Regions from separate parts of the Homo sapiens genome. Here all the other regions are linked to region 2. A link is an interaction called in ENCODE POLR2A ChIA-PET data of the cell type or tissue named here. Cell type or tissue: HepG2. All regions are shown on one strand. Each heading gives the region's core, and the rest is flanking DNA. Links, peaks and the distances in the headings are about the cores only.

Region 1 (4,494 bases), core at 364-4,363, 92 kb after region 2:
CTGTACGTGCTGGGTAGGTATCAGCGTGGGTCCCATCCCAGCTGTCATAACGATTTGCAGTAGCAAAAGCGCACAGCTCACAGTCAGGACAGGCTGGAAAAGTGCCCCTGAAACTGCTTTGAAATCAGTAACGCCCTGTAAGATGCATTCATTCTTTCAGTCCTTTCTTCACCCCCTCAACAAGCAGGAATCAGATCTCTCCCCAAGCTGGCTCTGGGCAGGCACTGTGCTCGGCATGAGGCCACACAGCAAGTGCCTGCTCCGAGTGGGCACTCGGTGTGGTGACCAGGCCAGGGTGGGGCAGGGCAGGGTCTCTGCAGGTGCAAATGAGGGACACGAAGCCAGTGGTGAGGCCATGGGGTTCACGGAAAGACACGCTGGGGTTGGGGCAGCTCTGTTCCACATCTATTCACACAGTGGATAAGGACAAGACTTCTAAGGCCACAGACTCCTCCCTAAACACACAGCACCTTCCATTTTTCTTGGGAAGGGAAGGGAAGAGATGAGTCAGAGATCACGTGAACAATGAGGAATGCAGGCACTACGAAAAACAGCGCCTGGCATGTCAATGCCCCAGGCAGGGCTGGGTGTGGGGGCGCAGCCAGAGGAAGGGCACACGGTGAGCATCTGCCAGGGCCATGGAGCCTGGAGGCTCTGCCTGGGGTTTCCTATCCGTCTTCACGGCGCCCTGTGAAGCAGACAGTGTTCCCTTACAAATAGGAGATCATGGAGTGCAGAAGTGGAGGGACTTGCCTAAGGTGGCACAGCCCTGGGGCATGCGGTGTGGACCTGCCTTTCCGCTGACAGAGACCCTGCTCTTCCTCTGTGGCGTCTTGAGCGTCAATGGGCAGCCTCATTACTGCATCCTAGAGATGCCACAGCCTGTGGAAATTGGGGTCCCAAATCTGTGACCTGCTGGGACGAGTCACAAGGTGGGGCCCACAGATGCTACCTGCCTGGGGGGTCTGTGGCCTCCTCCCTTTTGTCCCCATGCCCCTACTTGGAAGGCTCAGATGAAACCATGGGCACACTTTGTCCTACCCCCTGGCTACTCGGAAAGGTGCTGGGATGCTTCAATTTATACCTAATGAGAAGGCCCTTCTCTTTCTGACTTTAAACCCTCTTAGCTTAGGGGCAACCTCAGGCCCAGACAGGGTGACCTTCCTTCCCAACATGATGCCAGACCACACCCAAGGCCCTCCAGGCTGAGGCTGCGGGTCACGCAGCAGGTGTATGGTGCAGAGCATTGATTTAGAGCTAGCAGCACGCATACACATCAGCTCACAAATTAAATGTCAAGGTTCCAACTAAAAAGACGACTTCCAGAGCATTAAGGGAACATTGAGCATGAAGCAAACATTGAGACAGTTCCAGAGGATGGTTGAGACGGTTGAGATGGTTGAGACAGTTCCAGAGGACGGTTCCAGAGGACGGTTGAGATGGTTCCAGAGGATGGTTGAGATGGTTGAGACGGTTCCAGAGGACAATTCCAGAGGATGGTTGAGACAGTTGAGATGGTTGAGACGGTTCCAGAGGACGGTTGAGATAGTTGAGATGGTTGAGATGGTTCCAGAGGACAATTCCAGAGGACGGTTGAGATGGTTGAGATGGTTGAGACGGTTCCAGAGGACAGTTCCAGAGGACGGTTGAGATGGTTGCTCCAGCACTGACCCACCTCCAGGCCCCTCCAGGCCATGATGATGGCCCTCATCGCCTGGCGGTTTCCCCTCTGCACCCCCAGGCGCGGTGACCCACGTGTCCTGCATGATTGCCCTACTGCTGTGGAGACCTCGTGCTGACCATCTGGCAGTGTTCTTCGTATTCTCTGGCCTGTGGGGCGTGGCAGATGCCGTCTGGCAGACACAAAACAATGGTGAGTCCCCAGCCCAGGCCCCTTCCTCTGTGGCAGCAGGGGGCGGTCCCTGGCCAAGGCAACTGTGGGGCTCATTAGATGCCAATGGGCCAGAGCCAAGAGAGATGAGTTGGGAGAGACGGGAGGGCCAAGAGGGCTTTGATGTCGCCTCTGAGTCTGATGTATTTTCTCTGAGCATTTATTCAGATTCATGATGCAAAACTGGAAAACCACCCAAGGTTCCTTCTGGGCACCATTCCCTCAGGATGATGTGGTTTTGCTTAAGTCAAGTCGCCCATTCGAGCTGGGGTGCAAGACTCTCTACCCCTAGGACAGCAGTCTCTTCATGACTGAAAACCTTTATTCAGATGTGCTTGTGAGCAGAGGCACACTCCCGTGTACCTGGGCCTGGGGTGTAAACATGCAGAGCCTTCCAAGGAGCCCACGGGACGATGGGAGGTGGCAGTGTGAGCCACAAGCCACACACATCACAGGTCACTAGGGTCAGTGTCTGTGGACGGGGCTCTGGGGCATCCTGGGCAGTGGTGGGTTTTCTGGGAGCAGCAGGTGGGGGCCCTGTGGATGTGGGGGAGCAGGGGAGGCCAGGGTGGGCTTCCTCCTAGAGGCTACATCTGCATCACGTATGGGCTGACCACTGTCCAGGTGGGGTGGGGTGCAGGAGGAACCAGGGCAGGAGGTGGCAGGGATGCTCCAAGGCCTTGCTGGGGCTGGGGCCCCTAAGAAGGCGGCCTGGGGGGAGTGCAGAGGAGTGGGGTGGAGTGGCAAGTCGGGTCCCCAAGTGTGGGGCCAGCATGTGGGGGAGGGTCAGATGCACCTAGGTCACTGGAAGCAGCAGAAAGCGCTGACACCCAGGAGTGACTGGGAGCTATGTGGAGTCGGCCCCGTGTCACAACAATCAATTCCAAAAGGCAGGTGACAAGGTCCAAGGTGCGGCCCTGTGGGGAGCCGGGAGGGCTGGTTGTCGGATAGAAGGTGACATCCCATGATGATGGCAGGAGCCAAATGCCAAAGTCCTCACAGAATAGGGTGGCCTGGCCAGGAGGTCAGGCAGGGCAGTGAGGACACGGATGGGAGATGAGCGGGAGCCAAGGAGCCAAGCAGGAGCCAGGGAGGAAGGGGCCCCAGGCTCAGGCAGCTGCACTAGAGAGGCCTGAGGGCAAGAGAGCTGGAAGGGGACATGGCCGTTGCACCTGTAATCCCAGCTACTCGGGAGGCTGAGGCAGGAGAATCACTTGAACTCCGGAGGCAGAGGTCATAGTTAGCCGAGATCGCACCACTGCACTCATGCCAGGCTCTGCTGAGCTCCGAGGTGCTTTGTGCGGGCTGGCTGTGTTTTCCACAAGGAGATGCGTGAGAGCGTTTTGGAGGAAGGTCACTAGGAAGAGAAGGAAGCTGGGGCAGTGTGTGTGGCCGCTTGCCGGAGGGTGTGCGTACTGGGTGGTGTTGAAAATGACACAGATGAGGACTTAGGGTAGGAACCCTGAATTTCCCAAAAAACCCCATCTAAGGCCCCGAGGGGTGTCAGAGGCCCAAAGAGGCAAGACTGCGTGTCTAAGAGATGCTGATGAGGTGAGATGAAGTGTCCTCTCGGAGGTGAGCATGGCTCACATGAGACCCTCTTCCCTTCAGGAGAGACTTCACCATTCTGCCTTTATCTGGGAAACACTCGGGGCTTAGAAAATGGAAAAAGCAAACCCACAAACGAACTACAGGCCAATGTTTCTGAGATGACAGACCTGGCTGCTGTCCCTGCACTGAGGATAAAGAGCACATGTGACCTCAGATCGCGGACAGAACACTCCAGCCACGTCCTTTCTTGTCTTCCTGGTGGGTTGCGTATCCACAGGACAGCTGAAAATCACCTTTGAACAAACCCACACTGTTGGATTTAAGGAGCCGTGTTTCACAGTCCTTTCTGCTGCCCCAGTAATGCAGGTGGACCTAGTGAAGCTCTTCACCAAAATGCGTGTGTACTTGGCCCAGCGCCACACTCTGGCTTGTTGGGATCAAGGCCTGGAGGCTGGAAGGGGTAGACTGGACCCGAGGCCAGGCCGGGGCATTGCTTAACAGAACAAATACTGATTTAATGGAGGGGAGACAAACAGCAACTCACTTTGGTGTTCTTGGCAGTGCAGAATTATAAGCTAGTGGCATGTCACCTCGCTGCAGGACTCTTAGCTACGTTACCAATAAGCATCAAACAGTATTTGTTTAAACTGTCCCCTGGATGTGTGGCAGAGCCGGTGTTTCACTGAGCTCCCCAAATGCACATCCCATTACCAGAAGTGCACCATGACTTATCTGAACTTACATGAATTTTAAAATGTATTTACACATTAAATGAAAAGGAGAACACTGGGACAAATATCCCCACAATATTCCATACGATAATTCCCTAAATGCTCCCAATGAATGTGATCATTCATATTTGGTTTTTGTTCTTCCTGAGCTATGTGAACAGTGGACTTAACTCTCCTTTTCCTTATATGGACACATGATACTCTCAGGGAAAGCCTTGTTGAATTGTGCAAACAAAGTTACCTAAGGTCAAACAAAGAGTATCAACGTCCAAGTCCGGTGAATGACTGGAATAAAGACTCCCTTTAATAAGGGATGCTAAT
Region 2 (4,494 bases), core at 119-4,118:
GCACTGGGTTTTATTCAGTGTCGTTAATTAGGAAAGTACGTGTCCCACATATTTTCTTTTTCTTTTTCTTTTTCTTTTTTTTGAGATGGAGTTTCACTCTTGTTGCCCAGGCTGGAGTGCAATGGCGCGATCTCAGCTCACTGCAACCTCTGCTTCTGGGGTTCAAGTGACTCTCCTGCCTCAGCCTCCTGAGTAGCTGGGATTACAGGCATGCGCCACCACATATGGCTAATTTTGTATTTTTAGTAGAGACGGAGTTTCTCCATGTTGGTCAGGCTGGTCTTAAACTCCCGACCTCAGGTGATATGCCTGCCTTGGCCTCCCAAAGTGCTGGGATTACAGGCGTGAGCCACCGTGCCTGGCCTACACTTTTTCTTTTTCTTTTTTTTTTTTTTTTTTTTTTTTTGGTGAGACAAATTCTTGCTCTCTCGCCCAGGCTGGAGTGTAGTGGCACGATCTTGGCTCATTGCAACCTCTGCCTCCCGGGTTCAAGCAATTCTTGTTCCTCGGCTTCTGGAGTAGCTCAGATTACAGGTGCCTGCCACCACACTTGGCTAATTTTTTGTATTTTTAGTAGAGATGGGGTTTCGCCATGTTGGCCAGGCTGGTCTTGAACTCCTGACCTCAGGAGATCCACCTGCCTCGGCCTCTCAAAGTGCTGGGATTACATCCCACATATTTTCTTAAAAGAAAGCACACATTTGGGGAGAATAAAATTAGAAATCTAACTTGCTATTTAGAAAAACAAAAATGAAGAGAGCTGCTCTTGAGATGTAGCCAAAGCTACATAAAATTTCCAGCTTTTTCAAAAAATAGAGAACAGAGACCTTGTGTGTGTGCTGTGCTGCATGGAGAGCCAGCCTGCCAGGAGTGCAGGAACGCAGTACTAAAATGCCACTCACGCATGACGATTGCGAGTACAAAGTCCCCAGGAGCTTCTCAAGTATGTGAAAATATTTTCCCCAACATTTTTTTTTTGAGACAGTCTTGCTCTGTCGCCCAGGCTGCAGTGCAATGACGTGATCTCAGCTCACTGCAACCTCTGCCTCCCGGGTTCAAGTGATCCTCCAGCCTCAGCCTCTTGAGTAGTGGGACTACAGGCATGTGCCACCACGCCTGGCTAATTTTTATATTTTTAGGAGAGATGGGGTTTCACCATGTTGGCCTGGCTGGCCTCGAACTCCTGAGCTCAAGTGATCCGCCACCTTGGCCCCACAAAGTGCTGGGATTACAGGCGTGAGCCATCATGCCAAGCTAATTTGATTTATTTTTGAAAAAAATTACTTTTTCCTGTACAGAAAGACAGAAATAGTTTCAATTTAAATTAGCATCCCTTATTAAAGGGAGTCTTTATTCCAGTCATTCACCGGACTTGGACGTTGATACTCTTTGTTTGACCTTAGGTAACTTTGTTTGCACAATTCAACAAGGCTTTCCCTGAGAGTATCATGTGTCCATATAAGGAAAAGGAGAGTTGAGTCCACTATTTACATAGCTCACGAAGAACAAAAACCAAATATGAATGATCACATTCATTGGGAGCATTTGGAGAGTTATCGTATGGAATATTGTGGGGATATTTGTCCCAGTGTTCTCCTTTTCATTTAATGTGTAAATACATTTTAAAATTCATGTAAGTTCAGATAAGTCATGGTGCACTTCTGGTAATGGGATGTGCATTTGGGGAGCTCAGTGAAACACCGGCTCTGCCACACATCCAGGGGACAGTTTAAACAAATGCTGTTTGATGCTTATTGGTAACGTAGCTAAGAGTCCAGCAGCGACGTGACATGCCACTAGGTTATAATTCTGCACTGCCAAGAACACCAAAGTGAGTTGCTGTTTGTCTCCCCTCCATTAAATCAGTATTTGTTCTGTTAAGCAATGCCCCGGCCTGGCCTCGGGTCCAGTCTACCCCTTCCAGCCTCCAGGCCTTGATCCCGACGAGCCAGAGTGTGGCGCTGGGCCAAGTACACACACATTTTGGTGAAGAGCTTCACTAGGTCCACCTGCATTACTGGGGCAGCAGAAAGGACTGTGAAACACGGCTCCTTAAATCCAACAGTGTGGGTTTGTTCAAAGGTGATTTTCAGCTGTCCTGTGGATACGCAACCCACCAGGAAGACAAGAAAGGAAGTGCCTGGAGTGTTCAGTCCACGATCTATGAGGTCACGTGTGCTCTTTATCCTCAGTGCAGGGACAGCAGCCAGGTCTGTCATCTCAGAAACATTGGCCTGTAGTTCGTTTGTGGGTTTGCTTTTTCCATTTTCTAAGCCCCGAGTGTTTGCCAGATAAAGGCAGAATGGTGAAGTCTCTCCTGAAGGGAAGAGGGTCTCATGTGAGCCATGCTCACCTCCGAGAGGACACTTCATCTCACCTCATCAGCATCTCTTAGACACGCAGTCTTGCCTCTTTGGGCCTCTGACACCCCTCGGGGCCTTAGATGGGGTTTTTGGGAAATTCAGGGTTCCTACCCTAAGTCCTCATCTGTGTCATTTTCAACACCACCCAGTACGCACACCCTCCGGCAAGCGGCCACACACACTGCCCCAGCTTCCTTCTCTCCCTAATGACCTTCCTCCAAAACCCTTTCATGCATCTCCTTGTGGAAAACATGGCCAGCCAGCACAAAGCACCTCAGAGCTCAGCAGAGCCTGGCACCAGCACCTGATATATGGCAAAAATGTTAACTTCAAGATACATATATGGTTCAACTTCACCAATAAATGTTATCCTCAATAAATGTTAATTGACTAAGATGATATTTTGACTTTCAGAGACAATACAAATTGGAATAATACGTAAAGAAATTAGCATAACGTGGACTTCTTCATACTAACCGTGTTATCGATCAATCAACTTGGACCTTATTTTTATTTTTTGGCAACACTTTAGTTTACTTCAGTTCTGGCCTCTCATTAGTTCCCACGGATGACCTGTATTTTGATATTAGAGGACCTTCCTGATGTTTTATTGCACTGTCTGCTGGTCTTTCTCCCTTGGTTGCTTCAACTCACCAGCCCCATCCTCTAGGACTCGCTCTCTGGCTCTGGGGGCTGTTTCCAGAGGCTGCTCTTCCCCTCCCCTTCACCAGCCTGTGCCTTCTAAGGAGCTTCCCTTTGTGCACAAATAAACCTGGTCTGTTTCCATCCTTCCCAGCCACACCCTCCCTGTCCCTCCAGCACTTCTACTGGGATTGAATTTCTGAAACCATGGCTTCAGTTACGTCTGCTTTTTCTCCCCCTTCCTCCCAGTTCCTCCTTTTAATCTATGTTCAAAGGGATTTTTAAAAAATGACCAGTATATTTCACTCTCTGCCTTTTCTCTGTAGCAGAATAAAATGCTACTCTTAGAGGAGATAGTTCCCAGCATCCCCCAGTGTTCCTGTGACCAGGGCAGGTCTTAGGATGAGACCACAGGGCAGGTCCCCCAGTGGTCTCATCATAAGCAAAGGGACACTCTTATCTTACCCGACCCCTGAGGCTGCCTTCCCGCAGCCTACACATTCCTGCAGACGTGGAGTTGCCTGAGGGAAGAGAGTGCAACCTCTAGAAACCCAGAGCTGGCTTGGCTCTCAGAGCTGGTTTTGGCATTATGAGCTCTGTGTGTGCACTGGAGCCATGGCCCGGCCCAGGGCTGACCTGCCAAAGGCCAAAGAGGGGTACGTGTAAAGGATTTAAAAGGTGTCAATAGCCACTTCAGTCCTTAAAATTAACATCTGGGCTCTATCAGCTTGAGAAAAGAAGTGGTTCTGTAGATCTGCTCGAATCTGCAGGTCACTCATTGGACGTTAAAATGACAGATGCCCTGGGTGATACAAAGCTCAGAGCACGCGTGTTCCGGAAAACCGAGACTTCACCAGCCACTAGATGGCACCGTTTTGCTACGGCTGAGTTCACCACAGGCGCCATGTGTTCTTCATGCTGTAGAATCACCTTGTAAATCACCAAACTTCCGGCTAAAAAGTCAAAGATTAATATAAGGGAAGTCTACTCAATGGTTTGCTTTTTTAAGGAATGTACTCATGTAAGCAAATTAATATCAATTTTCTTGACATTTACATCTGAAATCTTTGTTAATAAAAGCAACACCAAATAAATTCGAACGTATCTTATACCATTTTATCTGCATAAAGATGAAGAAGGTATCTATAGGGAATAGAACGAGTTCTTGGCTACTTTAGGGAATTTCACACTTTGGAAATAAATGTACTCATGCTGTGTGTGTGTGTGTGTGTGTGTTTAAGGAAGAACAATTTGTGTAAATACAACCATGGCTTGAGAGAGTATTTTCTCTTAGCAAATGTTCCAAAGCATCTTAAATCTTGGCAGGGGCTGACCACTCCGCCTTCCCCTGGCTAGACAGGCCACCTCCTGAGCTGAGCGGGCATTTGGGGCTCTGGCTTCTTCCTCGGCCAAGGAGAACCCAGAGAGCCAATCAGAGAAAAAGCTTTGGGGCCAGTTGGCTGTGTCAGGCCCTCAGCCAAGACCCTTA
Region 3 (4,484 bases), core at 1-4,000, 130 kb after region 2:
TTGACCACTCTCCTAACCTTTCTCAATGATCCATTTTTAGAAAAAACCTCATTTGATGGCGGAAGATGAACCTTCAGGGGCCCTCTTGAAGCCGCTGGTTTTTCGCGTTGACGAGACCACCCCGGCTGTGGTGCAAAGCGTCCTCCTGGAGAGGGGGTGGAATAAGTTTGATAAGCAGGAGCAGAACGCGGAGGACTGGAACCTGTACTGGAGGACATCCTCTTTCCGAATGACCGAACACAACAGTGTTAAACCGTGGCAGCAGCTAAACCACCACCCTGGAACCACCAAGCTTACCAGGAAAGACTGTTTGGCCAAACACCTGAAGCACATGAGGAGGATGTATGGCACTTCCCTGTACCAGTTCATCCCCCTGACGTTCGTCATGCCCAATGACTATACCAAGTTCGTGGCTGAATACTTTCAGGAGAGGCAGATGCTGGGCACCAAGCATAGCTATTGGATTTGCAAGCCTGCTGAGTTATCTCGTGGGAGGGGGATACTAATTTTCAGTGACTTTAAAGACTTCATCTTTGATGATATGTACATAGTGCAGAAATATATCTCCAATCCTTTACTTATTGGCAGATATAAATGTGATCTCCGCATCTATGTTTGTGTTACTGGCTTTAAGCCTTTGACCATTTATGTTTATCAGGAAGGGTTGGTTCGGTTTGCCACGGAAAAGTTTGACCTCAGTAATTTGCAAAACAATTATGCCCATTTGACCAACAGCAGCATCAATAAATCCGGGGCCTCTTATGAGAAGATCAAAGAAGTGATTGGTCATGGTTGTAAATGGACGCTCAGCAGATTTTTTTCCTACCTTCGTAGCTGGGATGTGGACGATCTGCTTTTGTGGAAGAAAATCCACCGCATGGTTATTCTCACCATTCTCGCCATTGCACCATCTGTCCCCTTTGCTGCCAATTGCTTTGAGCTCTTTGGGTTTGATATTTTGATTGATGACAACTTGAAACCATGGCTTTTAGAGGTCAACTACAGCCCAGCCTTGACCTTGGATTGTTCAACAGATGTGTTGGTGAAGAGAAAACTTGTCCATGATATTATTGACCTGATTTACTTAAATGGTCTAAGAAATGAGGGGAGAGAAGCCAGTAATGCCACACATGGAAATTCCAACATCGACGCTGCAAAAAGTGACAGAGGTGGGCTTGATGCTCCTGACTGTCTTCCTTATGATTCTCTTTCGTTCACAAGCAGAATGTACAACGAGGATGACTCTGTGGTGGAGAAAGCTGTGAGTGTGCGTCCTGAAGCTGCACCTGCCTCCCAGCTGGAAGGAGAGATGAGTGGGCAGGATTTTCATCTGTCAACAAGGGAGATGCCACAAAGCAAGCCCAAGTTACGGAGCAGGCACACGCCTCACAAGACACTCATGCCCTACGCGTCCCTCTTCCAGTCGCACTCCTGCAAGACCAAGACCTCCCCGTGTGTCCTGTCAGACCGTGGCAAAGCTCCAGATCCCCAAGCAGGCAACTTTGTTCTTGTTTTTCCTTTCAATGAAGCAACTCTCGGAGCTTCCAGGAATGGATTAAATGTCAAAAGAATAATCCAAGAGCTCCAGAAACTAATGAATAAGCAACATTCCTAAGTGGTAAAAAATCAAATCAAGAAAAAGTGACATGGATTTTTAAAAACCAAGGATCCTGTCCTAGAGAAAGCAATAGTTCAAGTCCCTACCTGTGCCACCAGCATGTTAACTATGACATTGGGACTGAAGATGTGGCCATATGTATAAATATAACAGCTCTGACAAAGCACAATATGTTCAAGTGGTGATTAAACTACATTACATCCCATGTTTATTTGCTCAGGTGTCTTGAAAGAATTCTACAAATACCACACAGCCTCCCACCAGTAATTGAATGTGCTACACTACGATTATGCTATGTATGTATTTAAAGAGGAGAAAAAGATTATTCTAATATTTTTAAAGGATTATTAGGTGAAAACAGTACAAAAGAAGCCAGGAGTTAACTTTCTGTGTGTTTTTTTTTAAATCAACCAGTTATTTGTTAAAATTATTTTGTTAACTTAAGATCAGACAATCATTCAGAGTGAGATAAATCACTGAAAGCCCTAATGACTCTGTTGTTTACAAATCCTGGGCTTGAAATCAGACTTTGCACCAAAGAGCTCCCTGTGGGGGCATCTTTGGGCTGTATTTAAATAGTGGCCCCTTGGCCTTGTCACCATTTGTTTACCATCACAGCATGTGAGGTCATGGCCTCCCAGATCAAAGTATGCTGTCATTCCTGCCACATAAAAAGCATCTGCAGTCCTAAGACATAAAAATTCCAGTAGGTTACTTGAAAACATTATTCTAGTGAAAGTAGTCAGATACAAAAGGCCACATGTTGTATGACTCCGTTGATATGGAATGTCAGAATTGGCAAATCCATCAAAAGCAGATTGGTGGCTTAGGGGAGGGGTAATGAGGAGTGCCTACTGATGGGTAGGGGGCTTCCCTTTGGGGTGACAGAAATGTTCTGGAACTATATAGAGGTGATGGTTGCACAACACGGGGAATTCACTAAGTATCACTCATGGTACATTTTGTGTTATGTGTGTTTTACCACAATAAAAAAGTTAAAAGCTGGCCATGGTGGCTCATGCCTTCAATCCCAGCATTTTGGGAGGACAAGGTGGGAGGATCTCTTGAGCCCAGGTGTTTAAGACCAGCCTGAGCAACATAACAAGACTCTTCTCACTTAAAAAAAAGAAAAATTATTTTTTTATTTTAAAAAAAAAGGTAGGGATGGGGAAGTGCAGACAGGCGTATCTCCCAGCAGGTTCCTGGGTGGGCAGGCCTGGTCGCAGGTCATAGCTGAGAAGAGCTGGAGCCAGTTGAGAAGATCCCCCGTGGACCAAGGTCAGAAGTCAGCCTGCAGGGGCACTGCTAGACGTGTGCCTCCAGGGTCCCCAGGTGGACAGAACCACTCTCAGTCTGCAGGCAGGATGGGCCAGGACCGAGGTCCAGGGCCCTTTGAGGATCTGCCATAGGACAGAGGTTGGCAAGCCTACTCCAGGGACGGAATTGTGTGTCTCCTGGCAGGACCCCGGCTCGGCAGAACTCTCCCAGATCATAGCCTGGTAGGAAAGGCTAGACCCGAGCCCCAGGGCTGTGTCAGGATCTGCAAGGGTCCAAGTTCATTAAGCTCCATCCAGGGGCACTGGTGGGTGAGACTCTAGCAGTTCCCTATGTGACTGGAACTTCTCCTGGGTGGCAGTAGAATGGGGCTGGAGTCAGCATTCAGAGCTTGTTCAGGCTCTGCAATGGGACAGAGGCCAGCAACCCTATCGTGGTGGCCTAGACCAGCGAGTCTCCCAGCAGGCCCCTGTGTTGTTAAGAGGGCTCCTGGGTCACAGCCGAGAGGGCCTAGAGCCAAGAGAGGGTCCCGTCAGCATCTGCTGTGGAACAAGACCCACCGCAAGCCTCTGGGTGTTTCAGATGGGTGGGTCTCTCTCTGGGTCCTCGTAGGAGCAGGATTAACCTGCAACCACAGCTGAGGGGGGCTGGTGCCAAGGCACAGGGTAATTTTCACATCCACAGCTGGGACCATGTAGGTGGACCTGCCTGCTGAGGCACTGCTGTGCGTGACTTCTCCAGGACTCCTTGGCAGGTGGTTTAGGTAGACTGAAAGTGAAGGGATGGAAAAAGATATTTCAGGCAAATGGAAACCAAAAGAGAGCAAGAATGGCTATCCTTATGTCTGAAAAAACAGACTTTAAGTCAATAACTGTAAAAAGAGACAAAGATGGTCCTTACATAATAATAAAGGGGCCCATTCATCAAGAGCATGTTACAATTTTTAAGTCTGTGTACCCAACATTGGGCCACCTAAATATGTAAAGCCAATAATAATCAATCTGAAAGGAGACATAGACTGCAATATGATAGCAGCAGGAGGGCTTCAATACCCGACTTTCAACAGCAGACAGATCATCCAGACAGAAAATCAGTAAGGAAACATTGGGCTTGAAACTCACATTGGCCCAACTGGACCTAACAGTCATGCACAGAACATTCTCCAGGATAGATCATAGGTGAGGCCACAAAGCAAATCTTAGCAGCTTTAAGAGGACTGGATTCATATCAGGTTTCTTCTCTGACCACAGTGGAATAAAAATAGACATCAAAAACAGGACGATTTTTTTTAAAAAATCACAAACATGTGGAAATTAAGCAATATGCTCCTGAACAACCACTGAGTCAAAGAAGAAATTAAAAAGGAAATTTTAAAATATCTTGATACAAATGAAAATGGAAACACAACATACCAAAACTTATGGGATGCAGCAAAAGAAGTTATAAAAGAAAAGTTTATACCAATAAATGTCCATATCAAAAAAAAAAAAAGATCTCAAATAAACATCTGAACAATGCATTTCAGGGAAGTAGGAGAATAAACTCAACCCAAAGTCAGAAGAAAGGAAATAAAAACTAGAGCAGAAATAAA

What was found. Peaks named below come from ENCODE experiments on the same cell type or tissue, not always from the same donor. Only the 100,000 strongest peaks of a DNase experiment are listed, where the experiment ranks them.
Region 1: POLR2A ChIA-PET joins it to region 2 with 51 read pairs; 2 of 35 experiments call an interaction of 5 or more read pairs at or near these places.
Region 3: POLR2A ChIA-PET joins it to region 2 with 10 read pairs; 4 of 35 experiments call an interaction of 5 or more read pairs at or near these places.

What each region holds. Positions count from the first base shown.
Region 1 is chr6:167,306,038-167,310,531 of GRCh38, forward strand. It overlaps UNC93A (unc-93 homolog A), which reads left to right. Exons shown (of 8, transcript NM_018974.4): 6 at 1-13; 7 at 1,742-1,873. Among named protein-coding and RNA genes, the nearest start is that of TTLL2, 17 kb to the right of the region's middle. RefSeq lists a silencer at 1,664-1,958. In HepG2, for the core only: no CTCF peak of the experiment used is centred there; DNase peaks (open chromatin) are centred at 494, 2,814, 3,864 and 4,324; H3K4me3 peaks cover 396 bases.
Region 2 is chr6:167,214,674-167,219,167 of GRCh38, forward strand. No RefSeq gene overlaps it. Among named protein-coding and RNA genes, the nearest start is that of HPAT5, 11 kb to the right of the region's middle. RefSeq lists a silencer at 1,768-2,062. In HepG2, for the core only: a CTCF peak has its summit at 3,915 (motif pointing right); DNase peaks (open chromatin) are centred at 948, 1,308, 1,958 and 3,928.
Region 3 is chr6:167,340,065-167,344,548 of GRCh38, forward strand. TTLL2 (tubulin tyrosine ligase like 2) reads left to right here. Exons shown (of 3, transcript NM_031949.5): 3 at 41-2,624. The coding sequence ends at 1,615. Among named protein-coding and RNA genes, the nearest start is that of TTLL2, 17 kb to the left of the region's middle. In HepG2, for the core only: no CTCF peak of the experiment used is centred there; DNase peaks (open chromatin) are centred at 1,827 and 2,217.